2 separate regions of the Homo sapiens genome follow, and region 1 is linked to region 2. The links are chromatin loops, found by intact Hi-C in ENCODE. Cell type or tissue: heart left ventricle. All regions are shown on one strand. Links, peaks and the distances in the headings refer to the core of each region. The heading gives the core; the rest is flanking DNA. Region 1 overlaps TSPAN18 (tetraspanin 18). Region 2 overlaps TSPAN18 (tetraspanin 18).

The links. A loop is a pair of places that touch in the nucleus more often than their neighbours do. Peaks named below come from ENCODE experiments on the same cell type or tissue, not always from the same donor. Only the 100,000 strongest peaks of a DNase experiment are listed, where the experiment ranks them.
Region 1: it touches region 2 in a loop (2.6-fold over the local background); 7 of 110 quality-filtered maps call a loop at or near these places.

Annotation. Positions count from the first base shown.
Region 1 is chr11:44,795,033-44,800,405 of GRCh38, forward strand. All of the region lies in intron 2 of TSPAN18 (tetraspanin 18), which reads left to right. Among named protein-coding and RNA genes, the nearest start is that of TSPAN18-AS1, 61 kb to the left of the region's middle. RefSeq lists enhancers at 270-1,186, 2,873-3,551. In heart left ventricle, for the core only: no CTCF peak of the experiment used is centred there; no DNase peak of the experiment used is centred there.
Region 2 is chr11:44,859,767-44,865,139 of GRCh38, forward strand. It overlaps TSPAN18 (tetraspanin 18), which reads left to right. Exons shown (of 10, transcript NM_130783.5): 3 at 562-703. Among named protein-coding and RNA genes, the nearest start is that of TP53I11, 88 kb to the right of the region's middle. RefSeq lists enhancers at 1,732-2,359, 2,360-2,987, 3,088-3,137. In heart left ventricle, for the core only: no CTCF peak of the experiment used is centred there; DNase peaks (open chromatin) are centred at 2,450 and 2,655; H3K27ac peaks cover 1,237 bases.

The DNA of each region.
Region 1 (5,373 bases), core at 135-5,134, 65 kb before region 2:
ACCACCTCAAAGACCTGCTGCCATTTCTGCCATTGGAACCCCCACCCCCACCCCCACCCCCGGGGTCTTCCCATCATACCTAGAGTCAGATCTAAGTTCCTTATTGTGGCTGGCTCCTGCCAGCCTCATCCTTACCACCTGGGCTCCTTCAACAAGCTGGGCCAGTTCCGGTCCTCACGCCAGCTGCTTCTCTTCCTGGGACCACTCTTCCCTCACTGGCCCACTCCAGCATGGAAGGGTTTGACATCATCCAAGGGCTGCTGCCTCATCCCCTGGTCCTGATGTTGGCATGAGGCGATGTTTAAGATGCCTGCCCTGGAGCTTCCCTGCCTGGGTTCAGATCCAAGGTCCCACTGCCTGCCCCAGTCATGGTAAGCCAGATGATTTCTCTAAAGCTCAGCTTCCTCATCTGCAAAGTGGTCATGATGGTATCCTACCTCCACTCATCCAAGCAGTAGGGCAGTGGGGGTACAGGAAACCAGCTGGGAGGCTACTGCAATAGTCCAAGCGAGTTCTGGCGGTGGCCAGCCTGACACACAGGTGTGAGGATCAGGCATGCACTGGACTTCCAGGGATGAGTTCACACCCTCTCACTGCCACACCCTTACTCCTGCCGCTTCTGATTGTCTAAGCTTCTGGGGCCCAGACCCCATTTTCTGCCCCAGGAGCCGGAAGAAAGGATACATTTCATTCACCAGACCCCGCTGGAGTCTTGACCTCTCAGAACCTGACTGGCTTCCATGTGGTTTGGGACCTTGGGGTGTACAGGCATGAGATGCATTGTGCCCTGAGCCCACTGCCGGCTGGCACCAAGGACCTTTGGAGGCTTTGGGGTGATCTGGGACTAGCCAGGGCTCCCTGCTCCCAGGCCTGCTAAATGTGGAGCTGTAGCCTGCAGACACAGCCTGTCACTGTCACTACCTGTCCCAAACCTCAGGGGTGAGCCATGGCTGTGAATGCACTTTCTATTCCTTTTTTGTGCCCTCTGGCCTTCCTGTGGTCCCTCCGTTGCCCTTTCCATGCCACATCATGACTGCATCTCACTCATTTGCCCCAGTGTTCAGGAGACGCTTTGCCCACATCTGCTTTTAAAGAACAACAAGCTGAGATGTCACAGAATGGCAAGGAGGAGGAGAAAATGGAGGCTCCTGGTTCTTTGCTAATTTATTTTGACAACTGTAATTTCATTTTAATTATTTATGATCATTATTTAGAGTTCACTGGCAAGCGACCTGAGGTGTATGTTTTGTGCAGTGGAGAAGCCATGGCAGTGGGAGATTGGTTTTCAGTTTTTACGATGTTTTTGCTGATTCATGGGAAATGGATGGCAGGGTCCTCTGCCCCAGCCTTAGCCCCACTCCTGTGGGTTCCTCCATTGCCATGGAAGAATTATTCTCCCTTCACACGGTGGAGATAAAAGCAAGAACCTGGAGCTCAGGGTCGGTCATGGGGACTGGTGGAGTCATCGTCCCTGTTTCCAGCTGGGTTTCTTCTCCTTGGAGAGGCAACACCTCTCCGGGTTTTGCCTGCACATAGCGCCCAGAATGGAACCCAGCATGTCAAAGTAGGGAGAATGTTGGTGACTACAGGTCTCCCCCTATCCTTGTTTTATGTACTAGGGAACTAATGACCTGAGAAGGACAAGGATAGCCTCAGTCACACAGCAACAACCAAAATACAGACCTGCTGAGCCCGGGCCAGCCTGAGCCTACCCACCCTCTGTCTGTCCTCTAGGCTTCTGCTCTGGCTGGAGCAGGGTGTGTAGGTATCTATTCTCATGCATATTCCCAGCCCCCAGACCTGAGTCTGCAAGGACTTTCTCAAGCAAATGATCACCCACGTTGAGACACTGGTTTAGAGGGTATGTTCAGAACTGTGGCTTCTTGAAGGCCATGGCTGGTGGGTTTCCTATGGTATTGGCTTTGAGGGTTCTGAGAACATTGTCCTGACTCTGAGTAGCATCCTCACCCAACTTCAGGTATTACAGGACCTGAAATCCTACCTGTGGAGATTTTTTCCTTTGGAGATAAGCATCACCTTCCATATTCTGGATGTTCCTAGGAGGAGTGACTCATTGATGCCACAAGAAATCCGTAGTAACAACCCCTCATGTCTGTTGAGTAGGTTGGACCCTTGGCTTATCTGATTTCTCACAACCCAGGAGGCAGACAAAGCAAAGACTCTTTCTGCCCATTTTACAGATGAGAACCGAGAGGTTCCAAGAAGTTGACGCCCCTAAAAGTCACGTGGCCAGTGAGTTCACAAACCAGACTCTGGACATTTGAGCCCCCACTGTAGCCTGATGAGGTGGGTGTTAGGGAATAGAAGAGGCTGAGAGGCCAGGTGAGTGGGTGAGGGAATGAGAGGGGAAAGGCTTTGGTGGGGGCCACGGTACCCATCATTATTATTTATAGGATAGATCTGGTGGGACTTTCTGAGCGATGTGAGGGATGATGGCGGGGTGGGGAGGAGTATGGAGACTGATGAATGGATTCTGTGCCTGAGCACCTGGGAGCCAAGTCCTGCCATTAATGAAAATGGGGACGGGAGCAAACACACCTACAGTGAACGCCTCCTTGGTGAGACTCAAAGATTCTTAAGGACCAGTTCTGTGCCACATTCATCATTTTGTTATCCTTGTGTCTAGCAAAGGCACTGACGGGATGAGATTCTCAGGACTGGTTTGTCAAGAGCACATGTGAATGGGGGAGGGGAAGGAGCTCCTAAAGGCATGAAAGTGAAAAATTTGGGAGGAATTAACACTCCCCTGCCTCAGGTGAAGCGACCTCTGGCCTTTCTCTAAGTGGGTGACATAGAGCACTAATGCTTGGCCCTAAACAGTTGCTCAGCAGAGAAGTTTAGGAACGAGTGTGTACTCTGCCTCCATTTCTAGAGAGTCAAGACGCTTGTTGGGTCAAATAAAGGCTCTGATAAGTCCTGCACAAAGGAGCCTGTTTAACTTGGGGTAAGCCAGCATTTCCCAGACTTCATGGACCACAGTGCCTTTTTTTGTTGCTGAGGTTATTAACATCTGAACACACTTCTAGAAAGGCTCTTCAGGCCAGCCTCCCTCCTGTGTGCTCAGTGGCTGGCCGTCCCTGAAGAGGGTCAGAGAGGCCCGTGCCCTCCCACACTCAGCTCTTAGGAAATCACTATCTGCTGTTGAGGATTATTCTGAAGATGGTACCATCATTAGCATCATAATAGCAGCTTCACTTACTCAATCCTTAAACTCCCGAGCAATGTGGTGAGCAGCTTTCCTGCGTCTTTCATGTAAGGCTCACAGCAGCCCTGTGATGTGGGTACTGTCATCACCATCCTCATTTCACAGACAGGGAAAGACGGGGAAAGCAAGACTTGGAGGATTAAGTCGCTTGTCCAAGGTCACACAGCTGGAAAGTAGCAGAGCCAGATGTAGTCACAGAAAAGCTCCAGTGCATTCCTTCCCCCAAGCTTAACCACTGCCCTGTCCTGTGAGGGACTTGGTAGCCTCCCCCATCTGGCCCAGACCATGGCTAAGCCACTCTGGGGGCCCCAAATTTGGTGTTTGCATTGCTAGCTTCAGTCTGGACCCCCCTGGGCAGCCCTCACCCCCTGCCCTCCCCTTGGCCTTCCTGGAACTGATGCTGAGTATATTAGAAACCCATGGAATTGGAGAGTTTTAAACAGGAAACTGGTATAATTTTGGTCAGGAGCTCAGGCTAGAGTGAGGAAGCTCTGCCAGGCACAGCCACATCCAAAAGAAATAGAGAGGGAGGGTTTAGAGTTTCCAGTTTGTGCATTTCAGGGATATGAAGATAGATAAAGGAGTTGTATTCAGCCCTGTCCAGGCTTGACTGTCTTTTGTTTTTCTTGTCTTCCAAGTCCTTCTTTATTGAATCTGGTGAGACTGAGGCCAACTAGGGGACCCAGGGCAGTGAAGCTTCATCTCATGGGACTTATCCCCACCCCCACCCCGCCTTTGTGACTTTTTGTGTCATGCTCTGCACCCCACCCCCTCCCAGGCAGTGCCGCCCCCTCCTCACCCTTGCCCTCCCTTGTTTTTTGTTCCTCTGGGAGCTCCCCAGAGAGTGGGCCACTGTGGGGGCCATCGGTGCAGAGAGGACACAATGGAACTCTTGTGAAACTGTGGGCTTCTCCTGCCCCCTCCCCAGGGGGCCTGTCCAACATTCCTCAGCCTTGCCCGAGACCTTCTTGAACCCTCGTCCCCTTGGAAAACCAGACTAAACTGGTCTCATGGGGAGAGGGTTTTTGTCTGCCTAAGGAGCCTGTCCCGCACCCCACCCCAACTTCGGAGCGGCCACTGCCCTTGCACACCCTATACCTTGGTCCAAACGACACACCCACGACACCATGCCAACCTCGGATTTAAAAGTTTTATTAGATTAGCAAGTTCATTCTTCACTCAGCTCTTCTCAGCCCCCATTCAACTGCATTTCAATTCCACAAACATCTGTTAGCCCTCCAAGTAAGGGAGAACGTCAATGAGCGGGCAGTAGCTCCCAGTGGAAGAGGGCACTGTGGTGGAGGGACTAGAAGGATGACCCTCCCAGGCCTATTGCGTGGGGCACATCGATTGGGTGTTTATTATGTGTCAGCGATGATTTCTGTGGTCACAGCAACCCATGAGGTAGGTGCTACTATTTTCCCTTTCTACGAAAGAGGAAACTGAGGCATGAGGAGTGATGACCCATTCCCAGGGTTACAGTCAGGAAGTGGCAGAGCCAGGATTTGAACCCAGGCAGACTGCCTTCAGAGCTGCTCTTAACAACCCATGCATTTATTAGAATGCTTGGCAAGTATTTATTTATTTATTGAGACGGAGTCTCGTTCTGTCACCCAGTCTGGAGTGCAGTGGCACGATCTTGGCTCACTGCAATCTCTGCCTCCTGGGTTCAAGCGATTCTTGTGTCTCAGCCTCCCGAGTAGCTGTGATTACAGGTGCACACCACCACACCCGGCTAATTTTTTGTGTTTTTTTTTTTTTTTTTTTTTTGTATTTTTAGTAGAGACAGGGTTTCGCCATGTTGGCCAGGCTGGTCTCAAACTTCTGACCTCAGGTAATCCACCTGCCTCGGCCTCCCAAACTGCTGGGGTTACAGGTGTGAGCCACTGCGCCCAGCCTGGCAAGTACTTATTGAGCCAGGTACTCTCTGCCACTAGAACAGCCTCTCCCCAGGGCACGTGCTTTAAGATTCACAACATACATTCAGACCACAGTCTTCAGGATGACTGTGCAGGTATTAGAGGACCCATTTTGATGATGGAGAAACTGAGGTTCAAAGAAGTGAAAGGTATTGCCAGAGGCCCCAGAGCTGGGGGATCTGGCGGATCTGGGGTTGGAGCCTCTTCTGCCTCACTTACATCTCAACT
Region 2 (5,373 bases), core at 317-5,316:
ATGAGTCAGGAGAGACCCAGAGTTTAGGCCTTGCTCTGCCACCAACTTGCTGTGTGACTTTGAGCAAGTCAGTGCCCCTCTCTGGGTATCAGTCTCCTTATTGGTAAAAAGAGGCCATTGGTCTGGCGGCATGGAGCATCCCAGGAATGCATTTTCACACGAGGAAGAAACTTCTCTCCAATCTGCTTGGACTCATGGACTTGCCTTGCACTCAGACACACAAATTATGTTTTACATAAAAGCAAATCATGAAACATTTGCTGAACCTCCTCTCCCTTCTGCAAGGGGCACTGTGCTAGATGCAGGGGTTATGACGCTTATGTATTTTTACTCAGCACATGCAAACACAGGCACATGCATACCTTTGTGTCTTAGAATTATTTCCAGGCTATTTCAGTCGGATCTAGATGTTGAGTGCCCAATCCTGATGCTCACCTGCAGGCTCCTGCAGTCTTGGTTCCATCACTTCGCCTCCTGCAGGGCCAGGAGAGCCTTTCAAACAGAAAGAAGAGACCGCAGCTCGGGCAGGTAATCACGGCTGCTTCTGCTTCCCTCTCACAGGTGAGCATCTCCTGGACCACCCTCAAGCTTCAGGTGAGCTGAGCTTCTAACACTACCATCAAAGCAACTGGAACCCCTTGAATTTGATTTCTGGAGACGCGAGCATAATCCTTTTGCAGACATCTCAACGCTGGCTCTCCAGGTAACAGAGGTTAGGCTCATTCAGCAAGGGGATTTCTGCTACTTTTGTTGTTGCTGTTGTTGTTGCTAAGGGTAACCATCAGCAGGGCACCTGTCATTCTCTTTCATGCATCAGTGTCTGTCTCTCCCATCACACCAAAGGTCCGTGGGCAGGATAGTAAGGGGTGCAGATAGTGTGAGTGGATCTGAGCCAAGGTTGCTGGGGTCTCACTAGATTAGCCAAGAAGATAACCCTCGGAGGGGCCAGACAGCTGAGAAGGCTGAGGTGCAGGCTAGCCCACCAGGTTGCTGGCCCATGCCCCTCAAGCTCAACTGGGGAAGGGTGGAACTGTTGCCCAGGTAAGCAAGAACCAGTGGTGGGTCAGAAGTAAAGGTTGGCTGCAGTGGGTGGTGAGAGGGCAAAGGCTGAACTGAGGTCAGATGCTGCATCATTTGGGAGCCAACACTCAAACTGGATTAAGCAAGACAGGCCATTTATTAGCTTTTTAAAATTGGTTTCTAATATATTGGTTTCTAATAATATATATTCCAAATATATATATTCCAAATAATATATTTGGGGCCTATTTATTGGTTTCAAGGCAGGCAGGGCTGAATCCAGGGCTCAAATGATGCTGTTAGGACCGTATCTCACCACATCCGTGTCCTCTGCCTCCCTCCTTGTGAGCTTCAGTCCTCGGTAGCCACTCTCCATGTGGCCGCAGGGCAGGCACCTGCAGATCCAGACTGACGCCTTGCTCATTTCAAATCCAATGGAAGGAGAGCTTCTTTTTCCCAGGCGGTCCAACAAAAATCCCAAAGTCAAGGCTTATTGGATGGTCTTGGGTCACATGACACCTCTGCCCAATCACTGAAACCTGGAGGATAAGATATGCTGATTGGCCAGACTGGGTCAGTTGGTCGGGGGGCAGTCGGTGCGGGGGTTGGTGGGGTGCGGGTGGTGCTGAGGGAGGTGGTCGGGGCTGTGGGGACTGGTCGGTGCTGGGGTGGGGGCGGTCGGTGCTGGGCGGGGGGTCGGTGGTTGGGGGTGGTGTGGTGAGGTCGGTAGGTGTCGTGGGTTGGGGAAGTCAGCCTGAATGCATGAGAGGGGATGGACTTGCAAGGGAAAATCCAAGCATTATTTTTAGAAAAAGGAGAAAGGAATGCTGGGCAGACAAAGCAGCAGATTCTCCCTACTGGTGTCATGTTGGGAGTCGGGGGCGATGAAGCACCCAGGTGGTCGCATGTGTCCCAGTTGGGATTCTTCCTGTGATTTATGGTACCAGGGTTGGCCTCTCTCTAAGTGCCTCATTTTTAGTGAATCTAGTATCTGAAAGCCCAAATTTCACACACACACACACACACACACACACACACACACACACACAGCCCCCATGCCTCTGATGGATCTGAGAGTGGTACTTCACGTTCCAAAAAGATTGTTCCAGAAGGTCTTTCTCATAAAGAGTCCCTGCACTCTCTGATGGCCGCCCCACTATTTCAGCCACCCCAGCGCCTGGCTGCCTTGAGTAGACCTCCACTCGCCGGGAAGGCCTGTTCCTTTTTCCCCCCACCTCCACTCCTTCATGGCTGAGGGGAGTTTCTTGAGCCTCTTTAGGGTTTTTTGCGCTAAATGGGCCCCTTCCCAGAAGACCAACCGCAGCCTTGCTTATCTGAAGCCCCTTAGAGGGACAGGGGAGCAGAGGGGGACGGGCACTGGTTGAGTGGAAGCTCCGTCTCTGGGGGCACGAGGGTACACGTGGCCAGGCCAGCCTGGCAGCCCTGCTGCCCTCCGCCGCGGCAGCTCTGTCCTACATTTAGGGTGCGATGTGTGATTTCATTTGAGCAAATATTCCTCTGCAGAAAAAATACCGAAAACCACAGCTTGTGATGCTGCCTCCCAGGCAGCTGCCCCTTGCTTGGTTTTGGTCAACCACAAACCTCCTGGCCCTCCCCCAGTCTCTCTCGCTCTGTGTCTCGCCTGTGGGCTCCAAAGCTCTGACTCACCATGCAGCCAGCTCAGCGCTCAGCACCACCCTGCCTTATATGGTGAGCTCAGCACCTCTGGGTCAATGAGTGTTAATTCATTTATTCAGCCAATGGCTGTTGAGTGCCTATCATGTGCCAGGAGCTGTTTAAATGCTGGGGATTGAGGGTGAGCAAAGCCCAAAGGTCCCTGTCCTCAGGGTTCCCTGACCTCTCCTCTGGGAGATCTCCTGAGGGCAGGACCCTCCTCTGGGTGTCTTGCCCCCAACCCCTCGCCTGATGTCTCAGACAGTGCTAAACCATAACTGGGCTGGCTTGGTAGATATGTCGGTCAGTTACTTTCCACAGCATTTTGTAAAGCCCCCACCTGTGCCTGATGCAGCAGAAATAGCAGAATGACTTGGTTCTCAGCCTTTAGGACTTAGGGTGTAAGGTGCCACTTGTCATGGCCCTGGGGAGGAGGAAGGGCAGCTGTTAGAGAGATCTGTATGCAGACCTGCTCCTGGAGTGTGCACCTGTTAATAAAACGAATCATACAAGCTCCACTTCCCAGGCATTCGTCATTCATTCAGATGCACTCAACAGGCACCTCAGAGGCCAGATTTTTAAGGGAGACGATCAAAGTCAAGACATCCAAGGTAAAGAATGGGAGGGTCCAGAGCTGAAATATAAAGGAAGGCTTGGGGGTTCAGAGGCCAGAAGGAGATGTTACTGCTGCACAGTGGTGGTGTAAAATCAGGGGATGCAAGGCCTGTGAGCTGTGCCTAGATATAGGCCAGTTTCGGACGTTAGAAAGGACATTCGGGAGGAAGACACAGTGAGAGCAAAGGCCTGGCAGTGGGACCCTGAGGCTTGAAAGACTGTGCCAGGCAGGAAGCCAGATGAACTCGGTTAGCCTTCTTTCCCGCAGGCCTCCAGGCTTGGCCGTGCTGGGCCTGGGGCCATCTTGTCTTCAAGGCTGCTTTCAACTACAGCTTGGGTACGGAGTTTAGTAGCGCCTCCCTTTTCCTTTTGTCCTCTTCTTCCCTGGGAAGGGGAGTTTTGGAGGGCCCTTTCAAAGAGATGGTGCTGCACAAAGACCAAGAGTTCTTAATCCTCTCATTCCTGAGATACTTTACAGAGCTTAGGGCTCATTTTCACTTAGAGCATTGCAAGCAGCTGCCCTAGTGGCATACCCTGGGCTGGAAGTTGGGAGACTTGGGTCCCTGCTGCACTACTGATGTCCTTAGCCTCCTGGCCTATAGTTTGTCAAGCTCCTTCCGCTTGAAACATTGTATTCCATGTCAGACCTGGGTTCGGATCTGAGCTCTGCTAGCAGTACAGCCTCAGTATTCTTATAAGTAAGTTAGAGATAGTAATAGTCACTTCTCGTAAGACTGTGTGAAGATGGAAGGAAATACTTGAATGACAGAAAGTGCTTAACAGAGCACCTGCCAGGGATCAGCATTCAGTGTAGTACTGATGCTATTTGGTGTTGTTATTATTTATATTTCAATCATATTAATATAACTCTGTGGGAGTCTTCAGTGTATAGGTGCCTGTTGGTCCATGTCCCAAAAAACTTGGTGATGGGGACCGGGCACGGTGGTTCATGCCTATAATCCCAGCATTTTGGGAGGCTGAGGCGGGCGGATCTCAAGGTCAGGAGTTCGAGAGCAGCCTGGCCAACATAGTGAAACCCCGTCTCTACTAAAAATACAAAAATTAGCCGGGTGTGGTGGCATTCGCCTGTAGTCCCAGCTACTTGGGAGGCTGAGGTGGGAGAATTGCTTGAACCTGGAAGGCAGAGGTTGCAGTGAGCCAAGACCGCACCACTGCACTCCAGCCTGGGTGACTGAGTGAGACTCCGTCTCAAAAAAAAAAAAAAAAAAAACTTGGTGATGGGGTGGGGTGTCACACCCCTCCCATCTCCGAAAAGTGTTGGGGTTGGGGCTGCCTTACCCAGAATCACATTTATTCATTCATTCACCAACACTTCATTGAGCACTTACTGTGTGCCTGGGCCTCTGAGAGGCACGTGGGGTCCTATTGGATAGGATGCTCAGGGTCCCTGCTCTCGGCAGCTCAGGTCTTCAGGCTGAGGCCTTGGGGAAAATCCCACCCCAGCTTCCCATGGCACCCGAAGCTTTGTTCAACCCTCCCTTGCCATCTTGGGCCTAAGGCCTGGGTGAAATGCCAGAGCATCCACTAAAATGGACTGGTCCAGTGTTGCACATGGACCTTATGGGGTGGATTGCCAAGTCCCAGTTCAGCATCAGGAAAACTAAGTGTTTCACGGGGAAGATGGGCTTGCCCTGGGTGCCAATGGCAAGGTCCTGTTTCATTTTTCACCCCCCTTTGATGCTTCTTTGGATCCTGAACTGCAAAGGGTTTTGATTATTTCTGGAGGACGCCAAGCCTGTACATGGAAGGTGCTGGGGGTCCAGTCTGCCCCTGTGTTTGCCTGGCGGTCTCCTTGTGGGTATCTCACCCTCTCTGGTCTCTGGCAGCCAGCAGAGCCTGCCATGTGGGGCATCAGCCAGAGGTTGGTGAATGGATGGATGGGTGGAAGGATCACAGTGGATTTACTGGAATCGGTGTTGTCCCAGCCTCAGCCGGGGTGGTTGGACATACCAATCTCTTGGCTTGTTTTTCTGTGACAATTTGATTTTGGCTCCCGTGGAATATAAGGAATTTTCAAGTAGTGGAATGGACTCAAAACAAATG